Linked DNA regions of Homo sapiens: region 1 is linked to region 2. A link is a contact called in ENCODE Hi-C or POLR2A ChIA-PET data. All regions are on one chromosome and are shown on one strand. The core of a region is the stretch at or near the end of the contact, and the rest is flanking DNA. Distances in the headings are between cores, read along the strand shown.

Region 1 (5,279 bases), core at 1,238-3,737, 380 kb after region 2:
AACAGGTGTTTTTTTTGAGACGGAGTCTCACTCTTGTCACCCAGGCTGGAGTGCAATGGTGCGATCTCGGTTCACTGCAACGTCTGCCTCCTGGGTTCAATCGATTCTCTTGCCTCAGGCTCCCGAGTAACTGGGATTACAGGCACCTGCCACCACGCCCGGCTAATTTTGTGTTTTTAGTAGAGACAGGGTTTCACCACGTTGGCCAGGCTGGTCTCGAATGCCTGACCTCAGGTGATCTGCCCACCTCGGCCTCCCAAAGTGCTGGGATTACAGGTGTGAGCCACCACACTAGGCCAAGGAAAATAGGTTTTCTCTTGAGTGCCAGCTGTCATCAACTATTAGCTGTGCTGGGGTTTCTAAGCTTCAGTGACACACAGTGCTGATTGATTATCGATTAGCTGGGGGAAAGGGGAATGGGAGGTGCATGCTCTGTATTTATACACCAACAGTCCTCAGCTGAATATTTACTATAAGCCATTCTATTATGATGATGTCATGTCTAAAGCACTTCAGCTAAAATGCCATTTAATAATCTAAATTTAGAGAATTTAAGTCCTTCACATTTAACAGGCAATGCATACCTTTAGTCTTTTAGTACCTCTCAAAACCAATGAGTCAGAAATGTCCAGATCTCCACTGGAAATAAATAAGCACTTCTAAATGCTAGTGGGAAGACCAAAACCATATAAAATATATATCATAGTCATTTAAAAAATTAGTTTCTGCTATGAGGCAGACTTAGCTTGATAAATTTCAAATAGCCTTTCTCAATATCAGAATTTTTTTTCTTTTGTTACTGGTTCAGTAACAATCAACAATATCAAGCAATTAGATGAATTAATGAAAGCCACAGGATATATGATATCTGTTAATAGAGAACATTCAGAAATGAAAAAAAAATTTGCCAACTTCCTTCTAGAGCAAAACATTCTTCTGGAGCACAATTCTCATTCATTGAATATCCAACTGTGAAACCACTAAAGGAACTGCCCAGCAGATCGCCTTAAAGCAGCAGTTCTCAAATATTTTGGTCTTGGGACCCTTTTACACTCTTTTTTTTTTTTGAGATGGAGTCTTACTCTGTCGCCCAGGCTGGAGTGCAGTGGTGTGATCTCAGCTCACTGCAACCTCTGCTTCCCGGGTTCAAGTGATTTGATCCTGCCTCAGCTTCCCAAGTAGCTAGGATTACAAGCACGTGCCACCACGCCCAGCTAATTTTTTGTATTTTTAGTAGAGATGCAGTTTTATCGTACTAGCCAGGATGGTCTCGATCTCCTGACCTTGTGATCTGCCCACCTCGGTCTCCCAAAGTGCTGGGATTACAGGCATGGGCCACTGCACCTGGCCTACGCTGTTAATAATGATTGAGTACCTCCAAAGAGCTTTGCTTATGTGGGTTATGCATATCCACACTTATCGCATTAGAAATCAAAACTGAGAACATTTTTAAACAAAAGACTACAGAAATACACATGCCACATGGCCTCTGGAAGACTTCACAGTATACTCAGACGAGAATGAAAGTGAAAAAATTACATACTAGTGTTATTATGAAAATAGTTAAAAAAAAAAAATGACTGCATAGATTCAAAGATCTTGGGGGACTTCCAGAGGTCCCTGGGCCACACTTTGAGAACTGCTATCTTAGGTCTCTAAAGGTTAGAAAAATAAGTAGCAGAATTTAGACAAGCAATATGTTGCCTAAATTCAGGTAAAAAGTATCATAAGTTTGGCAACTTATAAGCATTTTGAACAAATTTTTATAGAAGCATTAAAGCATAAGAGCACACCAGGATGTACCAGCTATAAAAAACAGAAAGTCCTAGAAAACAGGGTAAGAATATTTACATTTGCTGACTAATAGCTAAAATAATCTGTGTAAGAATGAAATACTGCCAGGCACGGTGGCTCACACCTGTAATCTCAGCACTTTGGGAGGCTGAGGCAGGCGGATCACAAGGTCAAGAGATCGAGACCATCCTGGCCAACATGGACTAAAATACAAAAATTAGCTGGGTGTGGTGGCACGTGGCTGTAGTCCCAGCTACTCAGGAGGCTGAGGCAGGAGAATTGCTTGCATCCAGGAGGCGGGGGTTGCAGTGAGCCAAGATCGCATCACTGCACTCCAGCCTGGCGACAAAGCGAGACTTCGTCTCACAGAAAAAAAAAAAAAAAAAAAAAAAAGAAATAACTTTTGAAAAGCAAAACAAACACTCAAATTATAACTATTGTCCTCAGAAAGAACCAGGAAGGCTATTGGGCTTACATTAAAATGGCTAGCTTCCGTATAATGGAATAGTGAAGCGGTCATGTTTTCTGAGAGTTCAATAAAATGCAGAGAATCATTTCCAGTAAATAAGAAAAATCTCAGTTTCATAAGCAAACTCTGTATCTGAATCAGATATCCTTTCCCATGGCCCAACTAATATGCATGATTCATGGGCCTCTACGTAGATTGAAATCTGTGTAAAATCTGCTTATAAGTACATAAGGAAATGAAGCTCAGAGCTCTATTAAAAAACAGTAGTGTTGTTATCTGTCAAGTTGTGGTACAAACCGTTTGAGAGCCAAGATTCCAGAGAAGAGATGTAAGCAATGATTATGGTTATTTATATGATTCAAAAAGGAGCAAACAGAATGCTAACCACTAAAAAAACCATCTAATGCCACTAAATATAGAACACCTTATATGCCTCGACATGTCTAAGCAAGCACACCCTCCTTGCAGCACAGTGCTAAGACCTTAGTGGATCATTCTCTGACTTCTGCTTTTTATCAACATCAAATTACCTTTCAGCTCATTGACACAGATGCGCAAAATCGAACTTGGAAATACTCAACACCAGATCAAAAAAACAAAACAAAATAAAATCTCCCCAAACACTGAAAGGGTAGGGAGGCATCGTAAGGCGTGTTTCTTGGGGAAACCTTAGTATTTTAGGTAACAGTTGTGAATGGCGCAGGCCCTGCGACAGCTCTGCTTCTGGCCAGCAGACTCTGAGCAAGTCAATCTGTGTTCTCATGGCCCCTTCTGTGCTATGGGGATAAGGACCCATCCTCCTGTGGCTGTTGTGATTAGTAAATGAGACTACGGCTGTTAAATGTCGAGCATAACGCCGGCCACAATAAATGTTAGCTCCTATATTCAAAAGTCCATGAAAAAGACAGAAAGCTGGCACTCCTACAAGCAAAAAGAGTAACAATGAAGCAGAAAATGAGATTGATCTATACAGCAAAAGCTGTATTCCATAAGTTTGCTTTTACGCTGAATGGTACAAAAATGTTCTTAAATAACTTGACTGCTAGCAGTGGTATCACCCATCTGGGCCCATAGGAGAGGAAGGGGCATCCGGTGTATGCAGTTCTGTCCAGTTTAACTCAAGAGGCAGACACCCAAGGGACTGCTGCCAGCACCTTCCAATTTCATAATATCTGTACTTTAATCTCTCTTTTATTCTATTAATTTACTCTTTATTTTCCTTTCCTTTCCTATGACTTAAAAGGGGGAAAGGAGACTGGGGCAAGCCAATGAGAACTGTTTGCATCTTGACAATCGTCCTTTTCTGCCTTGATTTATGCTGTACTCACAGTGAGACATTCAGTGGGGCTGAGCCATGGTGTCCCCATAGTGGGTAATGTTAGAGGGGATGGCAGAGGCAGAGGGAGCTAACAGGGAAACATGGAGGTCTGGGGCCTGCATCCCAAGCCCTCCACTTGGTGATATTAACACATCCTCGCCTAAGTGCCAACTGTCACATACCTCAGTTTCTTCATCTGTAAAATGGGGATAAGAAGTACTAACTTCAAAAGGTTGCTGTGAGAATAAATTGAATAATGTATTTGAAAGCACTTCATAACCTTCAATTTATGGGTGGGGGAAAGGCAGTCACTATCACAGCACGACTGGAACAGGACTGCTACCAGGAACCCAGGTTCACTGGAAGTAAGATGCCACAGTCTGGTTTCATAATACACGCCTATACCCAGGAGAAGATTGACTCTTGTACAAAAATATTAAGGCTGATGAATGGAGTCAAGTCAAAAATAGCTTTAGCACTTTAAGAAAATCATTGTGAGTAAACCAATGGTATGTGCTAAAACTCCTTATTCTTCACTCCATTGTAGGCAACCTACATGTAAGTGTGTCTTTTCCTTGTACATAAGCTAGGCTGCTTGAGGTTCAAGAAACTGAAATTTGGAGAGACCAAAGTGGAACAGCATTTGCCCATAGTGAAAAAAAGAGGCATTTTTGAAGTTTGTATGTATGTATGTATGTATGTACGTATGTATTTAGTTATTTATTTAGTTATTTATGAGATGGAGTCTCGCTCTGTGGCCAGGCTGGAGTGCAATGGCGTGATCTCAGCTCACTGCAACCTGTGCCTCCTAGGTTCAAGCGATTCTCCTGCCTCAGCCTCCCTAGTAGCTGGGACTACAGCCATGTGCCACCATCCACAGCTAATTTTTTAATTTTTAGTAGAGATGGGGTTTCACCATGTTGGCCAGGGTGGCCTCGATCTCTTGACCTTGTGATCTGCCCGCCTTGGCCTCCCAAAGTGCTGGGATTACAGGTGTGAGCCACCGCGCCTGGCCGAAGATTTTATTTCAATTCACACGTCACAACACTTCAAACAAAAGATCCCATCAGTGGCACACAGATTCTAAGATGGCCCCCAGTGATCCCACCTCCTGGGGTTCACAGCTGGTGTGATCTGCTCCTGTTACGTGTGGGCAGGACCTGTGATTTGGTTCTAACCAATAGAAATGGCAATGGCGGCTGGGCGCAGTGGCTCACACCTGTAATCCCAGCACTTTGGGAGGCTGAGGCGGGTGGATCACCTGAGGTCAGGAGTTCGAGACCAGCCTGACTAATATGGTGAAACCCCATCTCTACTAAAAATACAAAAATTAGCTGGGCGTGGTGGTGCACACCTGTAATCCCAGCTACTTGGGAGGCTGAGGCAGGAGAATTGCTTGAACTCAGGAGGCGGAGATTGCAATGAGCTGAGATTGTGCCATTGCACTCCAGCCTGGACAACAGAGCGAGCCTCCATCTTAAAAAAAAAAAAAAAAAGAAATGGCAATGGCGACTGGATGTCACTTTCATGAATCACCTGCATAGGGTTCTGACTTCCATCTTGCCAGCAGATCCTCTCTATAGACTCTCTCTCTCACTGGCTTTGATGAATAAGCTGCCATGCTGTGAGCTACCCTATGGAGAATCCAACATGGCAAAGAACTGAGGCCCTTGGTCCAACAGCCAGTGAGGAACTCAA
Region 2 (5,377 bases), core at 594-3,093:
AGGATTTTCCAACAAGCAGACAGCACTGGGATGGGGCTCCCCATGGCTTTGGGAGTCAGAGGAGTGGCTGGCAAGATGACAGCCAGAATCAGGGTACCAGGTGAGGGTTTGGGGGCAGGAACCTGGGCTACAGAAAGAGGAATGAAAAGAGCGAGGCAGGAGCTGAGATATTGAGCAGATTGTCAAGACAATCTGCTCAGGAAACAGGTAAAACCAGAAAGGAGTAAGGCTTGGAGTGTCAGACTAGTGAGGCCTAAAGCCAGGCACCTGGAAGAAGAGGGAGAGTTAGCCCATAAGGGGCTTGTTTGCCCCACCTGAGAGCAAGAAGAGAGGAGGGCAAGAGAGGAGCCCCGTGTTTTAGGCCAGAGAGAGAGCATCCACTAAGGTCACCGCACCAGCCTACGAAGAAGTCTTTGAGGGAAAGCAGCACTGAGTGGAGAAAAGTGTGAATCCCTGCATCTCCAGGAGGGATGGAGGATACCCTCTGCCCAGCCAAACACTGACCCCAGATCTGAGCCCCAAGGGGAGTCTGTTTTAAATACCTTTCTTGAAAACCCACCAATTCCTTCAAATCCAGTCACCAGCACTGTTATTTTTTTCTTATGTTACATGTGACAAAATGGTGTTATTCTTCCTCTCCTCGACTTTCCATGCATAACTCCCTTTTTTTTTTTTTTTTTTTTTTTGAGATGGAGTCTCGCTCTGTCGCCCAGGCTGGAGTGCAGTGGTGCAATCTCGGCTCACTGCAAGCTCCGCCTCCTGGGTTCACGCCATTCTCCTGCCTCAGCCTCCACAGGCACCCGCCCCCACACCAGGCTAATTTTTTTGTATTTTTAGTAGAGACGGGGTTTCTACTAAACCCCATGTTAGCCAGGATGGTCTCGATCTCCTGACCTCGTGATCCACCCACCTCGGTCTCCCAAAGTGCTGGGATTACAGGCATGAGCCACCGCGTGCGGCCAACTCCCTAACTTTCTGAATAAATTTTGCCCATGAATTAACAAGTGCTACAGAATTAGCTGCAGGTAATATTTCCACAGGTGTTTGGGGATTTTTGTTTGTTTTTTGTTTTGTTTTGAGAAAGGGTCTTGCTCTCTGGCCCAGACTGGAGTGCAGTGGCAAAATCATGACCCAACTCACTGTAGCCTCAACCTCCTGGGCTCAAGCAGTCCTCCCACCTTGGCCTCCTGAGTAGTTGGGACTACAGGTGCATGCCACCACACCCAGCTCATTTTTTTTTTTTTTGTAAAGGCAAGGGTCTCACTATGTTGCCCAGGCTGGTGTCGAACTTCTGGTCTCAATCAGTCCTCCCACCTCTGCCTCCCAAAGTGCTGGGATTACAGGTGTGAGCCACCACACCTGGCTCAGTGTATGTTTTGATGTCAGATGATGCTAACAAAGTACATTATTAATGCTGCTTGCAGTGGGCTTACTGAGATCAGCAATCACTGTCTGTTTGTTCACTGATGAACTGAAAGCAGTGTCTGGGGTAGGGTAGCTACTCACTAAATATTCGTGAAATGCCTGCTGGATGAGTTATTTCTCTTTTCCTCCTTGGCTGAGATGAAGGGAGAGAAAGACAAGAGTGACAGTGGATTGCATGCATTCAAAGACCAGTATCTGCCTGGCAAGAAGATGCTGGAGAGGTAGTAATGGCCATATTTCATATTTTAGCAATTCCACTGTGGATTCAATATCTCCCCTTAGCTCCTGCCCTATCTTGTTTCTTCTTTTTCATAATCAAGCTTCCTGAAGAATATTCTGCACTTCTTATCTCCACTATTTGACTTTCCTTCTCTCCTTTACTTACTGTAATCTTCCTGGCCACCACTCCACTGCGACAACTCTCACAAAGGTCACCAATGACGTCTTTCCACCAAGATCAAATGCACACATTTTAATCTCTGTGTTTCTTGGTCTTCCTACTTCCTCTTTGAGTTCTCTCTTCTGTATGCTTTCAGTCTTCTGGCTTTCTTCCCACCTCTGTTAATTTGACCCTTCTCAGTTCCTTCACTGGCATTAGATGGTCTCTCATTGTGGTTTTGATTTACATTTCTCTAATGATCAATGATGTTGAGCTTTTTTTCATATGTTTGTTGGCTGCATGTATGTCTTCTTTTGAGACGTGTCTGTTCATGTCCTTTGCCCACATTTTAATGGTTTTTTTCTTGTAAATTTAAGTTCCTTGTAGATTCTGGATATTATAGCTTTGTCAGATGGATAGATTGCAAATTTTTTCTCCCATTCTGCAAGTTGTCTGTTTGCTCTGATGATAGTTTCTTTTGCTGTGCAAAAGCTCTTTAATTAGATCCCATTTGTTAATTTTCACCTTCGTTGCAATGGCTTTTGATGTTTTCATCATGAAATCTTTGCCCGTGCCTATGTCCTAAATGGTATTGCATAGATTTTCTTCTAGGGTTTTCATAGTTGTGGGTTTTACATTTAAGTCTTTAATCTATCTTGAGTTAATGTTTGTATAAGATATAAGGAAGGGGATCCAGTTTCAATTTTCTGCATATGGCTAGCCAGTTCTCCCAGCACCATTTATTAAATAGGAAATCATTTCCCCATTGCTTGTTTTTGTCAGGTTTGTTGAAGATCAGATGGTTGTAGATGTGTGGACTTATTTCTGAGATCTCTATTCTGTTCCATTGGTCTATGTGTCTGTTTTTGTACCAGTACCATGATGTTTTGGTTACTGTAGCCTTGTAGTATAGTTTGAAGTCAGGTAGCATGATGCCTCCAGCTTTGTTCTTTTCACTTAGATTGTCTTGGCTATATGGGCTCTTTTTTGGTTCCATATGAATTTTAAAGTATTTTTTTCTAATTCTGTGAAGAATGTCAATGGTAGTTTAATGAGAATAGCACTGAATCTATAAATTACTTTGGGCAGTATGGTCATTTTCACAATATTGATTCTTCCTATCCATGAATATGGAATGTTTTTCCATTTGTTTGTGTTCTCTCTGATTTCTTTGGGCAGTGGTTTGTAGTTCTCCTTGAAGAGGTCCTTCCCTTGTTAGCTGTAGTCCTAGGTATTTTATTCTTTTTGCAGCAATTGTGAATGGGAGTTCATTCATGATTTGGCTCTCTGCTTGTCTATTGTTGGTGCATAGGAATGCTTGTGATTTTTGCACATTGATTTTGTATCCTGAGACTTTGATGAAGTTGCTTATCAGCTTAAGGGGCATTTGGGTGGAGACAATGGGGTTTTTTAGATATAGGATCATGTCATCTGCAAACAGAGACAGTTTGACTTCCTCTCTTCCTATTTGAATACCTTTATTTCTTTCTCTTGCCTGATTGCCCTGACCAGAACTTCCAATACTATGTTGAATAGGAATGGTGAGAGAGGACATCCTTGTCTTGGGCCAGTTTTCAAGTGGAATGCTTCCAGCTTTTGCCCATTCAGTATAACATTGGCTGTGGGTGTCATAAATGGCTCTTAGTGTTTTGAGGTATGTCCCATCAATACCTAGTTTATTGAGAGTTTTTAACATGAAGAGATGTTGACTTTTTTTGAAGGCCTTTTCTGTGTCTATTGTGATAATCATGTGGTTTTTGTCTTTAGTTCTGTTTTTGTGATGAATTACATTTATTGATTTGTGTATGTTGAACCAGCCTTGCATCCCAGGGATGAAGCCAACTTGATCATGGTGGTCAAGCTTTTTGATCTGCTGCTGGATTTGGTTTGCCAGTATTTTATTGAGAAGTTTTACATTGATGTTCACCAGGGATATTGGCCTGAAGTTTTCAATTGTTTGGAATTGTTTCAGGAGAAATGGTACAGCTCCTCTTTGTACCTCTGGTAGAATTCAGCTGTAAAACTGTCTGGTCCTGGGTAGTTCTTTGTTTGTTTTTTGTTTTTGTTTGTTTGTTTTTATTTTTGTTTTTGGTTGGTAGGCTATTTATTATTGCCTCAATTTCAGAACTTGTTATTGGTCTATTCAGGGATTTGCCTTCTTCCTGGTTCAGTCTTGGGAGGATATATGTGTCCAGGAATTTATCAATTTCTTCTAGATTTTCCAGTTCATTCGCATAGAGGTGTTTATAGGATTCTCTGATGGTTGTTTGCATTTCTGTGGGGTCAGTGGTGATATCCCCTTTATCATTTTTTATTGTCTATTTGGTTCTTCTCTCTTTTCTTCTTTGTTAGTCTAGTTAGTGGTCTATTTCATTATTTTTTTTCAAAAAACCAACTCCTGGATTTGCTAATTTTTTGAAGGGTTTTTCATGTCTCTATCTCCTTCAGTTCCTCTCTGGTCTTGGTTATTTCTTGTCTTTTGCTAGTTTTGGGGTTTGTTTGCTCTTGGTTCTCTAGTTCTTTTCGCTGTGATGTTAGGATGTCAGTTTGAGATCTTTCTAGCTTTTTGATGTAGGCATTTAGTTCTATAAATTTCTCTCTTAACACTACTTTAGCTGCATCCCAGAAATTCTGGTATATTGTCTTTTTGTTCTTATTGGTTTCAAAGACCTTCTTGATTTCTGCCTTAATTTCATTATTTACCCAGGAGTCATTCAGGAGCAAATTGTTCGATTTCCATGTAGTTGTGTGGTTTTGAGTGAGTTTCTTAATCTTGAGTTCTAATTTGTCTGCTCTTTGGTCTGAGAGACTGTTTATTATTATCTCTGTTATTTTGCATTTGCTGAGGAGTATTTTACTTCCAATTATGTGGTTGATTTTAGTGAGTGCCATGTGTTGCTGAGAAGAATGTATATTCTCTTCTTTTTGAGTGGAGAGTTCTGTAGATATATATCAAGTCCACTTAATCCAGAGCTGAGTTCAGGTTCTGAATAACCTTGTTAATTTTCTGTCTCAATGATCTGCCTAATATTGACAGTGGGGTGTTAAAGTGTCCCATTATTATTGCGTAGGAGTCTAAGTCTCTTTGTAGGTCACTAAGAACTTGTTTTATGAATCTGGGTGCTCCTGTATTGAGTGTATATATATATATGATAGCTCTTCTTGTTGAGTTGATCCCTTTACCACCATTATGAATGCCTTTCTTTGTCTTTTTTGATCTTTGTTAGTTTAAAGTCTGTTTTGCCAGAAACTAGAATTGCAACCCTGCTTTTTTCTGGTTGTCATTTGCTTGATAAATTTTCCTCCATCCCTTTATTTTGAGCCTATGTGTGTCTTTGCATGTGAGATAGGTCTCTTGAATCAGCACACCAATGGGTTTTGACTCTTTAGCCAGCTTGCCATTCTGTGTCTTTTAATTGGGGCATTTAGTCCATTTACAATTAAGGTTAATATTGTATGTGTGGATTTGACCCTGTCATCATCATGCTAGCTGGTTATTTTGCAGACTTGTTGAGTAGTTGCTTCATAGTGTCACTGTTCTTTGTATTTCAGTGAGTTTTTGCAGTGGCTAGT

What was found. Hi-C counts contacts between places; a loop is a spot of excess contacts on that map. ChIA-PET counts read pairs that join two places held with the same protein, here RNA polymerase II (POLR2A). Pooled maps may share reads with other maps.
Region 1: a loop to region 2 is called in a pooled map, with 4 times the contacts of the local background. The contact joins two enhancer-like sites. A Hi-C loop is called at or near these places in 2 of 50 pooled maps. POLR2A ChIA-PET finds 5 or more read pairs at or near these places in 2 of 52 experiments (GM10248 and activated T-cell).

Annotation. Positions count from the first base shown.
Region 1 is chr10:15,121,369-15,126,647 of GRCh38, forward strand. All of the region lies in intron 8 of NMT2 (N-myristoyltransferase 2), which reads right to left. Among named protein-coding and RNA genes, the nearest start is that of RPP38, 27 kb to the left of the region's middle. RefSeq lists enhancers at 1,508-1,687, 2,594-2,733. Within about 2 kb of position 2,488, at least 4 of the 41 ENCODE cell types and tissues checked have a DNase peak (open chromatin) inside an H3K27ac peak, as active enhancers do.
Region 2 is chr10:14,741,053-14,746,429 of GRCh38, forward strand. All of the region lies in intron 1 of FAM107B (family with sequence similarity 107 member B), which reads right to left. Among named protein-coding and RNA genes, the nearest start is that of FAM107B, 31 kb to the right of the region's middle. RefSeq lists enhancers at 87-136, 1,559-1,608, 1,669-1,778. Within about 2 kb of position 1,844, at least 4 of the 41 ENCODE cell types and tissues checked have a DNase peak (open chromatin) inside an H3K27ac peak, as active enhancers do.